Regions from separate parts of the Homo sapiens genome. Here region 2 is linked to region 1. The links are chromatin contacts, found by Hi-C or POLR2A ChIA-PET in ENCODE. All regions are on one chromosome and are shown on one strand. Each heading gives the region's core, a stretch centred on a gene start or an enhancer-like site at or near the end of the contact. The rest is flanking DNA. Distances are from core to core; before and after follow the strand shown. Region 1 holds the start of TSPAN32 (tetraspanin 32). Region 2 overlaps KCNQ1 (potassium voltage-gated channel subfamily Q member 1).

The links. Hi-C counts contacts between places; a loop is a spot of excess contacts on that map. ChIA-PET counts read pairs that join two places held with the same protein, here RNA polymerase II (POLR2A). Pooled maps may share reads with other maps.
Region 2: a map of naive thymus-derived CD4-positive, alpha-beta T cell shows a loop between it and region 1 (4-fold over the local background). The contact joins the enhancer-like site here to the promoter of TSPAN32 in region 1. A Hi-C loop is called at or near these places in 2 of 168 maps with a recorded cell type or tissue (cardiac septum and naive thymus-derived CD4-positive, alpha-beta T cell) and 5 of 50 pooled maps. POLR2A ChIA-PET finds 5 or more read pairs at or near these places in 2 of 52 experiments (H1 and PC-3).

Annotation. Positions count from the first base shown.
Region 1 is chr11:2,300,763-2,305,402 of GRCh38, forward strand. It overlaps TSPAN32 (tetraspanin 32), which reads left to right and starts at 1,251. Exons shown (of 10, transcript NM_139022.3): 1 at 1,251-1,453; 2 at 2,082-2,196; 3 at 3,345-3,442. The coding sequence starts at 1,388. C11orf21 (chromosome 11 open reading frame 21) reads right to left here and starts at 1,156. Exons shown (of 4, transcript NM_001329958.2): 1 at 994-1,156. The coding sequence starts at 1,046.
Region 2 is chr11:2,463,286-2,469,707 of GRCh38, forward strand. All of the region lies in intron 1 of KCNQ1 (potassium voltage-gated channel subfamily Q member 1), which reads left to right. Among named protein-coding and RNA genes, the nearest start is that of KCNQ1, 21 kb to the left of the region's middle. RefSeq lists a silencer at 1-148 and an enhancer at 4,071-4,120. Within about 2 kb of position 1,251, at least 5 of the 41 ENCODE cell types and tissues checked have a DNase peak (open chromatin) inside an H3K27ac peak, as active enhancers do.

The sequences.
Region 1 (4,640 bases), core at 1-2,500:
ACAATTCTAGGGGCGAACCAGACATAGCCAAGAGCAGCTCATCTTCCCTGGAGAGGACGGGCTGCCCACTTGCACAGCCCGGGGGCCTCCTGCCCCTAGACCTGGTACCTTCACTCTTGTTGCCACCCCTACATTCATACCTGCGCCCCAGTCTGAGCCACACCTAGGCCCCCAGCTGAAGTGACACTGTGGGTGCCAGGCATCTGAGGTCTCCACAAGCCCCCACAGACTCAGGGTGGGAATTCCTGGGGGCCAGAGCTGCAGAGGGTGCTGCCTGGGGGTGCTGGGCTGGACGGGGGTCCTGGTTGTCCCTCCTGGTTCTCCTGGTTCTCCCTCCGCAGAGGGAGGGAGGCGGTGGCCTCAGCAGTTCCTCCAGCAGCGTTCCTGAGCGGGCGGCAGCTGGGCCCTCTTCCCACAGCCACGCTGGGGTTGCCATGCCTGCAGGTCTTGGGGCCCCCTCCCCCTTGATGAGGTCCTGACCAAATGCAGGAGGAGCAATTCCAGCACCGAGGGGCGAGCAGAGCCGCCTGTTAGCACTCCTGGGAGGGCCCGGAGTGGTCCCTGAATGATGGATTCACCTGGAACATTTTCACCCTCTTCAGGCCCACCCTGCCCCAGAGGCCCACGGAAACCCTGCCTGTACTGGGGCCGCAGCGCTGCCCCCACCCATACGTAATTACACGGCTCGGTGTAATTGCAAATTCGAGGTTTACAAAGCCTCCCCCTGGAGGCCCCACGTGAGTGTGAGCGAGGCCCCAGCCCACCCCTGTGGCCCCAAGAAGGCTCTGCGACAAAATATCCATGAGTGCCGCCCACGAAGGCATTAAAACCAACGACCTTCTCAAAACTTAAGCTGTCACAGGACATTTCAAAGGGTGTTTCCTAAGAACACCTCAATAATGATGTTCCAAGGAGACCCCATCCAAATTCCTCCAAGGATTACGCCCCCAAGGCCCAGTCCACACTTGCTCACTCCCAGGACGGGGAGCTCACCTCCTCCTCCCCGGGCGCCGTCTCCTCCACATCCCACACCAGGTCCTGCCCATGACTTTCCCCCTCTCAGCGCCGTCCTCAGTGGCCACACCAAGAACGAGGCCATGTCTTCCTGGGAAGGGCCTCAGATGTCAGCAAATGCCCTGGTGTCTTGGGCTGGGCTGGGGGCACCAGGGTGAGGTGGTGGGGGGAGCCAACCTCACTGCCCCTCCCCTTCCTGCCTGCCCTTCTTCCGGGGCACCCAGCAGCTCGGTCCTAGGGCGATGTTGACAGACAGACAGAGGGGCGGATGCAGCCTACCTCCTGGGCAGTGAGCTGCGGTCTGAGGCCCCTGCCCAGCTGGAAACCACAGGGAGGGGAAGGGAGGGGAGGAGAGGAGAGGAGAGGAACCGTCATGGGGCCTTGGAGTCGAGTCAGGGTTGCCAAATGCCAGATGCTGGTCACCTGCTTCTTTATCTTGGTAACAGGCAGGTCGGGCAGGAGTGGGTGGTGGGTGGGGGTGAGCAGGGGTGAGGGGTGGCAGGGCCTCAGCACAGGGATTATCCCTCCCCTGACACACACACCAGCCCTACTGTCCCTGTCCTGCCCTTGCAGACATGTGTCCTGCCCTTGCAGACAGCCGCAGGCAGGCAGGGACCACCATGAGCAACCCCGTCTCTCCTCCTGAGGGGCAGCACAGAGCCTGGAGGAGGCCTGAGTGGGGCTGAGGCCTGGGGCGAGCTGGGGTGGAGGGGCACTGGCTGCCGGGCTCCAGGGATCTTCTCCCCTTCCTGCCCCGGAGGGTGCTGGCACAGGGGTGGGGCTCACTCCCACTCCGTAGACACAATGATCAGAGGTCCTGGGTGTCTGGGGAAGCTGGGCTGTGCGTGTATGCGTCTACCATGTGGGGGTGCCTGTGAGTGTGCTGGGGCGTCTGCAGTGAAGGCCTCCTGAGACCACTCCACGGAAACACCGGGAATCCCTGCAGCTGAGCCTGTCTCTCACGGGACCGGGAAGCTGGAGAGAGCCCCAACCCTGCCCGCTGGGGCCGAGCTCCCTGCTCCTGCAGCAGTCCCATGCCCCACACTCTGAGTCTGCCCTATCCACAGCTGCTGGGCCTCTCTGTGGCCACCATGGTGACTCTTACCTACTTCGGGGCCCACTTTGCTGTCATCCGCCGAGCGTCCCTGGAGAAGAACCCGTACCAGGCTGTGCACCAATGGGGTAAGTGAGGTCCAGGCCTGGCTGCATCGGGAGGGGCCTCGGGTGCAAGGGTGGCTGGCACGAGCCCAGCTGGACGCCTCACAGCCAGAATGGTGCCAGGCCCTAGGCAGGAGCCAGAGGTGGTCAGGGGCAGGGAGGGGCTGCCCTGGAGTCCTAGCTCCCCTGGGCAGGGCCTCGGGTCTGGGTGACAGCCAGTGTTCCTGCCTGGTTCTCGTGCCCCACAGGAGCGTGGGCACAGTGTGGGTATATGTCGGGCAGGGTCAGGAAGTGGCTCTGTGCGGTCAGGACCTGGCTCTGTGCAGTCAGGGCTCAGTCCCAGGCAGGCCTGGGACTGGCCTGGGGCTGGGCACAGCAGGTCCATGAGGGCTCCACATGGCTGATGTTCCACTCAGGACCTGGGATGTGGGTGGGGAGGGGGTGGGGGCTGCTCTAGCCAGACGCCTCCCTGCAGGGACTCAGCAGCGACTTATCCAACATCCAGAGAGCGGGAGCGAGGGCCAGAGCCTGCTGGGGCCACTCAGGGGTAAGGCTGAGGAAGGCCCCTTTAATGAGGGGATGTCAGAGCCAGATCTGCAGGGGACTCTCAGGCAGGAGCTCAGGGGGCCCAGGAAGGCTGCAGCCCGGTGGGCAGATGTAGGGAAACTGAGGCCCAGGAGGTCAGGGATACTGCCTTAGAACCCAATGCTTTTCCCCAAGTCCTAGGACCAGGGCCTCCCTGGAGGAGGACGCCTGGGGCCCAGGTCCAGGTCCGGACTGATAAGATTACAGCTCCAGTCCGGCCACTTGTCACTAGGACATGGCAGGAGGATGCCTGGGGCCCAGGTCCAGGTCCAGACTGATAAGATTACAGCTCCAGTCCGGCCACTTGTCACTAGGGCATGGCAGGGAGCATGTGGCTTCCAAGATAGCCCCACAGGCATGGAGGGCAGGGAGGAAAAGAGGGAAGGAGGGGCAGTCCCCCAGGCTGAACGAGTCCCACCTCCCTCCTCCTTCCCTCAGGGCCGTCTGATGGAGAGACAGGCCCATTCAGAGCCCCCCAGGAGTCCCTCACGGCCCCTGACTCCCAAGTTAGATTTCACACCCAGGCTGTGTGCACTCAGGACCTGTCCTGGGCACCCCTAACCCTCCTCCTCTCTCCTCCCAACCAGCCTTCTCTGCGGGGTTGAGCCTGGTGGGCCTCCTGACTCTGGGAGCCGTGCTGAGCGCTGCAGCCACCGTGAGGGAGGCCCAGGGCCTCATGGCAGGGGTGAGTTCATTGTGTTCCCAGATGCCCAGGCCCCCAGAAAAGAATTAGAAAGGAGTGAAGAGCTGGCAGGGCTGTGTGCCACCCCCACACCTGAGTGACCAGGCAGAACCAGAGGCCCCAGGGATGCTGGCCAGCCGAGACCCCCACGTCAACCCCACACCTGAGTATCTAGGCAGAAACAGAGGCCCCAGGGATGCTAGCCAGCCGAGACCCCCTACCTGGGTAGCCAAGGCCCCTCCACCAGGCCCTACCTCACCCTGTCATCTACACGCCCAACAAGGGTTCCTATAGGAGCTCTGAAAGAGAGAGACGGCCCTCCTGACCCTGGGAGCTGTTTCCAAAGTCCCTGGGAGGGTCTGGTTCTATTGCCCAGCAAGCTCTGGGAGGGCACTGGGAGCATCCCATTTCCTGTTCGGAGGAGGCCGGGCCAGGCTCAGGAAACGCCCCTTGAGCTCTCCAGCCTGGGCTCTCCGGAGCTGCACACTCTCCTTCCCAGCTGCCGGAGGTGTCTCCCCAGCCCCGAGGTCCCATAGGCCCCTCCACCCCACCCCATAGCAGTGGCCTCTTGTCACCCTCATTCCTACTCCTCCCCATGGGCTTCTGTCTTGGTCCCTGCCACTCGATGGTCATCGCAGACCCCACCTGGCGGCAGCCTCCCCACGCCTGTCCTGCCCCTGCTAGGCCCACAGCCCTCTTCTCTCACCCCAGCTGGGGCAGCTCCTCCCTGGCGCCCCGGGCTCCCACCTGTCCCTCTAGCCTCCCGTCTCCCCTTTCCAGCCATGAGGAGCTTGTGCTGGGGGCTTTGCTTCCCTGTTTAGCCTGTGAAGCTGGACCACTCTGGGGGTCCCTGAGGGCAGAGCCTCCTGGGTCCCCAGGGCTGGCAGGGTTTTCAGCTCAGCCTTCAAGTTCAGCAAATGCTTGTTTAATGACCCTGGTTTATAAATGTCTCCAAGAATAGGAATAGAGTCACCTCCTGGAGCTGCTGCCGGGCCAACCAGCCCTGGGTGGGCCCATGGTGGGCAGAGGAGGACCCAGCAGCTCCAGCACTAGCCAGGATTCCTGCTCCGGGGCACACGAGCATGGGCAGGGACAACCCCGGCCTGTGCTATCTGGCTTCAGGGCCAGGTGGGAGGCCCCAGTGGGGAGATGACAAGGCAGGTAGTCTGCCCCCCCCCCCAGAGGGTGTGTGGCCTGCAAA
Region 2 (6,422 bases), core at 1-2,500, 160 kb after region 1:
GCCTTTCAGAAGTTCTCACTGGCCTGCAAGGTAGAGGCTGTTTTCTGCTGAGGATACATTTGCCCCCTCTATCCCCCAGATCGGCGGCTGCTCAAGGAGCCTGGTACAGCTGCACGGAGGCGCAGCACCCACAGGACAAGTGGTGGAATGTTCTGGTTGTCCTTGGTGCAGGTGGCGGGCGGGGCTGGGGGGCTCTGTAGCCTTCCTGGCTTCGGTCCCCTGGACAGGCTCCACCTCCCTCTTATCGTGGCCCCTTTGGCAGGCTGCCTGCCACCTCAAAGTCACGCTGCCCTGGGCACCCTGCCTCTTCCGGGGACTGGGGCTGGGGCTGGGGCAGCTGTGTTTATGGGTGTACTCCCTGTGCTGGGCACTGCGCTGAGCTCAACACACAGGGGCTCGGGGAGGTCTGTGGGTGCCCAGGCCGAGATGTGAACCCTGAGTTTGTGCAACTCGAGTTTCAGAGTGGCGGCCTCTGCTCCTCACAAGACATTGCCCTGCGAGGGGGTCAGCCCTGAAGCCGGATGGCCCGGCCCCCGCTACCACGTGGAGGCTCCCTGTAGGTGCTTGTGTAGATGCCCCCGTGCGGGGACTTGTTTGGCTGATGGATCAGGGGGAAGGTTCTCCCCACGGTGTGAGGCAGCACCGAGGGCTCCGTGCCCAGCAGGCTCACTGTCGGCAGTTGGGTCTGGTTTGATAACCGTGGACCGGGGTGACAGGCCCTGACTCTGCAGAGCAGGACTGTGGAAAATGGACACTGATGCTGCCCGGTGGATCCAGGCAGGGCCGGGATGTTTGCAGGACCCACGGGACAATTAGAACGACTGGGCCTGACTGGCACAGGGATGTGGACTACGGTGCTTGCCATCAGCAGATACAAGCTGTACGCAGTGGGCCGCAGGCGCTCCCTGGGCCGGAACACATGGACGTCCAGGTGTGGAATGGCCCGGACAGCAGATAACAAGCCTTCGTCGTGGTCACCCCTGGGTGTGGGCTGTGGGTTTTAATCTTTTCATTTTTGCTCATCTGAATTTTCTAATTAAAAATATATTGCTTTTTAAAAATAATAAAAGATCATTTAAATTAAAATATATAAGTGAGGAGAGGCTGGTAAGAGGATTCTGGAGTCCCTGGAGTGTCTTCTGGCATCGCATGGATGAGAACTCTGAATGAATTGAGTGTGATTTGACCTAGGAGAGTGCCGGGGTGGGGGCAGGTGCACTGTGGTCCTGGGTCCACATGGTGCTAGGGTCCCATGGGCTCCTGGCCCCTGGCTGCTGCCCCCACATTGGGCCCTGCACCAGGCATGAGTCCCATGTCCTGTCCTTGGGGAGGCCTGGGGGACAGGAGTTGGGGGGGTGGGCAGTGCCTCTGTGTGGCAGATTCCAGCTTCTCTCAGGGGCCAGGATTACATGGTCCGTGTTGGACTCTGGGATGCTGGTGGGAAGAACAGTCTGGGCGAGGAGGAAAGGGTGGCTCTGCTGACCCCTCCTAGGTGGGCTGGGGCTGAGGCGGATCCCACTGTGGGGAGCTGCCCAGAGATGGAAGGAGCTGGAGTCCACAGGGCGCTTCTCTTCTCTTTTCCTGTGTGTTAAGGTAGTTCAAAGTCCTCCTGCCCGAGGAAGTAAGACAGCAATCTCTGGGGTCCTGGGCACCAACTCTGGGCACTGATGGGCTGGTCCAGTGCAGGGAGCTGCCCCGGCCGCCCCCGTGGGTGCAGGCCATGGGCTCTTGTTTCCTTTCCCCCATCTGTAAAATGGGTAACGGCCGCTCCTTCAGGGGCTGTTAGCCACATGCTTAGACCGCACCGAGAAAATGCAGTCCCTCCAGAGCTCCTAACCTTCCATGGGCCACAGGCCCCTTCCCAGAAGTTTTTTTATTTTTTATTTTTTTTTGAAGCAGGGTCTCACTCTGTCGCCTAGGTTAGAGTGCAGTGGCACAGTCATCACTCACTGCAGTGCGACCTCCTGGGCTCAAGCTGGCACCGTGACCCCTTCTCCAAGGCCTGCCAGGCTGGCCTCCAGTCCAGGTGTGAGGCCCTGAGGCCCTGGCTGCAGCTGGAAGCTCTTGGGCAGTGCACTGTCCCCACAGCGGACTGCCTCCTGCAGCCAGGTGGCCTTAGGTGATCCTCCAAGGTCCAGCCAGCCAGGATCTGAGTCAGGAGGAACCACGGCCCCCACCAGGGCTGAGACTCCTCTGAGCTCGTCACTTGTCTTGGTTGGGTAGAGGCCTGAGAGGGTGGACACTTGCCCAGGGTCACACAGCTTGTGCGTAGCAGAGCTCCCTGTCCGGCCCCTGCCCCGTGCTGGCCCCTCTCACACCTTGCTCACGCTAGGTGCCTTGTACCAGTGCCTGCTTGGGGGTGGAATTGGAGAGGGGAGGGGTGGGCGCCGAGCTCTGCCTCCCACCAGCATGCTTCCCAGAGCTTCCTGGGAGAAGGTTTACGGAGGAGTGGCCTTGTCTGGTGTCCCTCTGGGTAGAGCCTGTGTTCCGGGCAGGCTGGGAACAATGAATGGTACAGATCCACGGCTCCCCTTGGGCCTTGGTGGGCTCCAGCCATGCCTCCTGGAAGGCCATTTGGAGCCTGGCTGGCAGGCAGGAGCTGTGTGCTGCCAGGCGGGTCTAGATGTGGTTGGTTCCTGGCTGCACCTGCCGGGCTCATGACCTGCCCTGTCCTTTCCTTGGGGAGCTTGGTGACGGCTCAGGTCGACTCCCAGGGGCCCGCCCTTCAGGGCCTGCATGAGTGTTCTCGGGCTGGCTATGGGGGCATTGCTTCTTCCTGTCCTAGCCGGGACCTGCCCATCCACCCAGGGGGCTCAGGGACGTTTTTGAGTTTTCCTGAGGCTTTGCCTAGGGAGTGTCGCTGAGGAAGCTGGAACAGTGACCTTCGTTGTTGGGGGAGGAGATGCAGGCAGGCTGTGGCCCAGCTGCCCCATTTTGTAGCTGGGGAAACTGAGGCCCAGAGTGGAGAAGCGATCTCCAAAGGGGAGGTGACACATGGCTGAGCCCCGCCTGATGGGTGCTTGCTGGGGGGAGAAGTCCTGGCTGGGACTTCCCCTCCCCAGGCTGGGGTTTGTCCCCTACTTTGCAGGAGGAGGGGGGCTCCCAGAAGAGAGTGAGTTTTGAGGGAACACAGTGCTGGGGGTCCCCTCCTGGGCCTGGGGCTGTGGTTCTTAGAGGGGCAAGGGGCTGGCCCCTGTTGCTGGCTGTGGCAGCCACAGCCTTCTGACCCTTGCTGGCCTGTCGTGGAGTGGGGTTCAAGATGCTATCACTGACATCTGCCCAGGCTCGGGGGCTTCTGTGTGGTGCCAGCCTTGCCCGGGGGCACAGCCATCAGCAGGCCAGAAGTCCTCAGGAGAGCTTGCTGCCAGGCTGCTGCCTGGGGCCAGGCTTCAGATATGCTGGCCAGCCTTGTCCAGGGGGCCTCCTGCCAGGTGGGCAGAGGGAGAGGGCCTTCCTGTCCTCATGAGAACAGGGCTGAGCTCCATGTTCCTTAGCCTCCCTTGGCCTCAGTCATCCTATCTGGAAACAGGGATCATAATAGTTTTAGTTTATAGAGAGCGAGGGCCTGGCCCCTGCGCTCTTCCTCTGTGGTCTCCTCTGCCCGCTCCCAGAACACCTGGCCTCCTGCTCTGAGGGCCAGCCCTGGGTTGCAGCAGTGAGCATGACCTGGCCACAGTCTAGGGGCTTTGGGGTGGGTTTGTGGGCAGCTGGGCTGCAGGGGGCTGTGGGAGCCTGAGGGAGTGCCTTCCAGGGGAAGCCCGACAGATGGGGGCACTCCAGGCAGGGGCAGGAGGTGACCTGGAGGTCGGAGGAGCAAGCTGTGGCTGGAGAGCCGGGCAGGGTTGGTCAGCAGGTCCGAGGGCCTGGGCCTCCCTGGGGTGAGGGCCAGGGTGCCTCTGCAGGGGTGGAAGTGGGCTGTGAGGGGGTCTGGGTTTATCTCCCCATTGCACAGGGCTCCATGGGGTGGGCTGAGCCATGAGCGCCCTTCGTGGCACCTTGGTGTCCGGCAGGGAGGCAGGGGCCCAGGAGGAGGGCAGGACTGGCTTCAACGGTGTCGGCCTCTACCCTTTTGGTCCTCACGGAGGAGGCTGCTCCCTCTTCCCTGGAGCAGCCAGGGATGGTGTGGGGCCCTGGTCCCCTGGCTTGATATAGGCTTCTGCAGAGGATATGGTGTGGCCGGGGGCTCAGCTGAGAAGCCACCAGGAGACAGATACAGCCTCAGGAAGTGGTTTTGTATCTCTGCTGAGAACCACAATCCGAGTCACATGGGACCATTGAGATCACGTCAGGGTGCAGGCTGGGGAAGGCTGGGAGCTGGGGTTTGGCAAAGGCGTTGGGGTGCTCTTGTGCTGGACAGGCTGCTGCCCACCGGGCCTGGCCCAGGTGAGGTGAGAGACACCTGCCCCCCACGTCAATGCCTGGGCACACGGGCCCAGTGCACACAGCCAGCAGGCGTGCGTCTTGCAATGGGGGCTGTGGGGACCCCTTTGCTCCCCTGATCCCTTCCCTGCAGACCCAGGCCAGGTGGATTCAAGGTGTGGGGCAGGGTAGGAGCTGGGCACTGCTGGATGGCATGGGCCACCCGCACTGGGGCTGCTGTGACCTCCGAGTCCAGGCACTGCCTTCCACCTGGTTAGGGACAGGGCAGGGAGGCTGATGGGCTGGCCCAGCGTGGGGACCTGCCCAGTGGCCCTGTGGGTGCAGGCCATGTGCCTCTGCATTTCCTTTACCCCATCTGTAAAATAGGGATAACAGCAGCTTCTTAAAGGGCTGTTAGCCACGTGCTTAGACTGTGCCCGGAAAATGCACTGTCTCTCCTGGGCTCCCAACCTTTCACAGGCCACAGGCCCATTCCCAGAAGTTTATTTTTTATTTTTCGAGACAGGGTCTCCCTCTGTCACTTAGGCTAAGAGTGCAGTGGTGTGATCTTGGTTCACTGCAGCCTCGACCTCCCTGGCTCAAGAGATCCTCCCGCCTCAGCCTCCTGAGTAGCTGGGACTACAGATGCACACCACCACGCCTGGCTAATTTTTGTATTTTTTGTAGAGATGGGGTCTTGCTATATTGCCCAGTCTAGTCTCAAGCTCCTGAGCTCAAGCGATCTGCCTGCCTCAGCCTCCCAAAGTGCTGGGATTACAGGCATGCACTTTTTTTTTCTAAGTAGCTTTACGGAGGCGTGCTTGGCATACGGTAAACTGCCCCAGTTTAAAGCAGACAGTTCCATGAGTCCTGACATTTGGAGGCCCTGTGAAGCCAGCATCAGCAGAGTGGGCACACCCATCACCCTCACAGCGTCCCCCTGTCCCCACGACCAGGCCACTGCTGCCCTACCATCAGGCACGATGGATGGGCTTGTGCCTTGTGGAATTTTATTTGGATGGACTCTGGCAGCCAACGCTGGTTTCGTCTGGCTTCTTTTATTCAGCGTCATGATTTTGAGCTGTGTGTCTGTTGTGTGTGTCGGCCTGTTGTTTGGGTAGAGCCTACTTTGCCGATCCATGCACCTGTTGATGGACATGTGGGCGGCTGTATCCCATTTGGGCTCTCACAAATGATACTGCTAGGAATAGCTGGAGTCTCTGTGCGAGCAAATGCTTTTGCTTCTCTTGTGCAAGCAAGTGGTTGAACTGCTCTGCAGCCCGCTGGGAAGTGGAACGGCTGTGTCATGGGGTGGGTGAGGGCTTCACTTTCTAGGACACTGACAAACCGTTTTCTAAAGCAGCAATCCCCTTTTGCAGTCCAGCAGCTCCGTGCGACAGCTCTAGTTCCTCTGTCTCCTTGTCAACACTTGGTGTGGTCGGTCTTTAATTTTAGCCAATCTAACAGGTGTGTCGGGGCCCTCCCTGGCATTCCTGGTGACTCACTGTGTGGGGTCATCTTTTCAGCTGCTTAGTTGTTGTCCACATATCTTCTTTGGTAAAGTGTCTGTCAAATTGTCTGTTAAGAAAACGTGGGTGGTTTTTCATTGAATTCAAGAGTTTTTTTTTTTTTCTTTATTTTGAGAGAGAATCTCACTCTCCGTCTCCCAGGTTGTAGTGTGGTGGCGTGATCTTGCTTGGCTCACTGCAACCTCTGCCTCCCGGGTTCAAGTGATTCTCCTGCCTCAGCCTCCCAAGTAGTTGGGACTACAGATGCCCGCCACCATGACTGGCTAATATTTGTATTTTAGTAGAGACAGGGTTTCACCACGTTGGCCAGGCTGGTCTCTAACTCCTGACCTCGTGATCCACCTGCCTCGGCCTCCCAAAGTGCTGGGATTACAGGCATGAGCTACGGCTCCCGGCCGAGATGTTACATGTTTCTATATTCTGGACCAAGTCCTCTATCAGATACCTGCTCTGTGAAGCCTTCCCTTATCCCTTGCTAGTCCTTCAGTTCTTTTAAACAATTTTTTTTTTCTTTTTTTGAGACGGAGTCTCGCT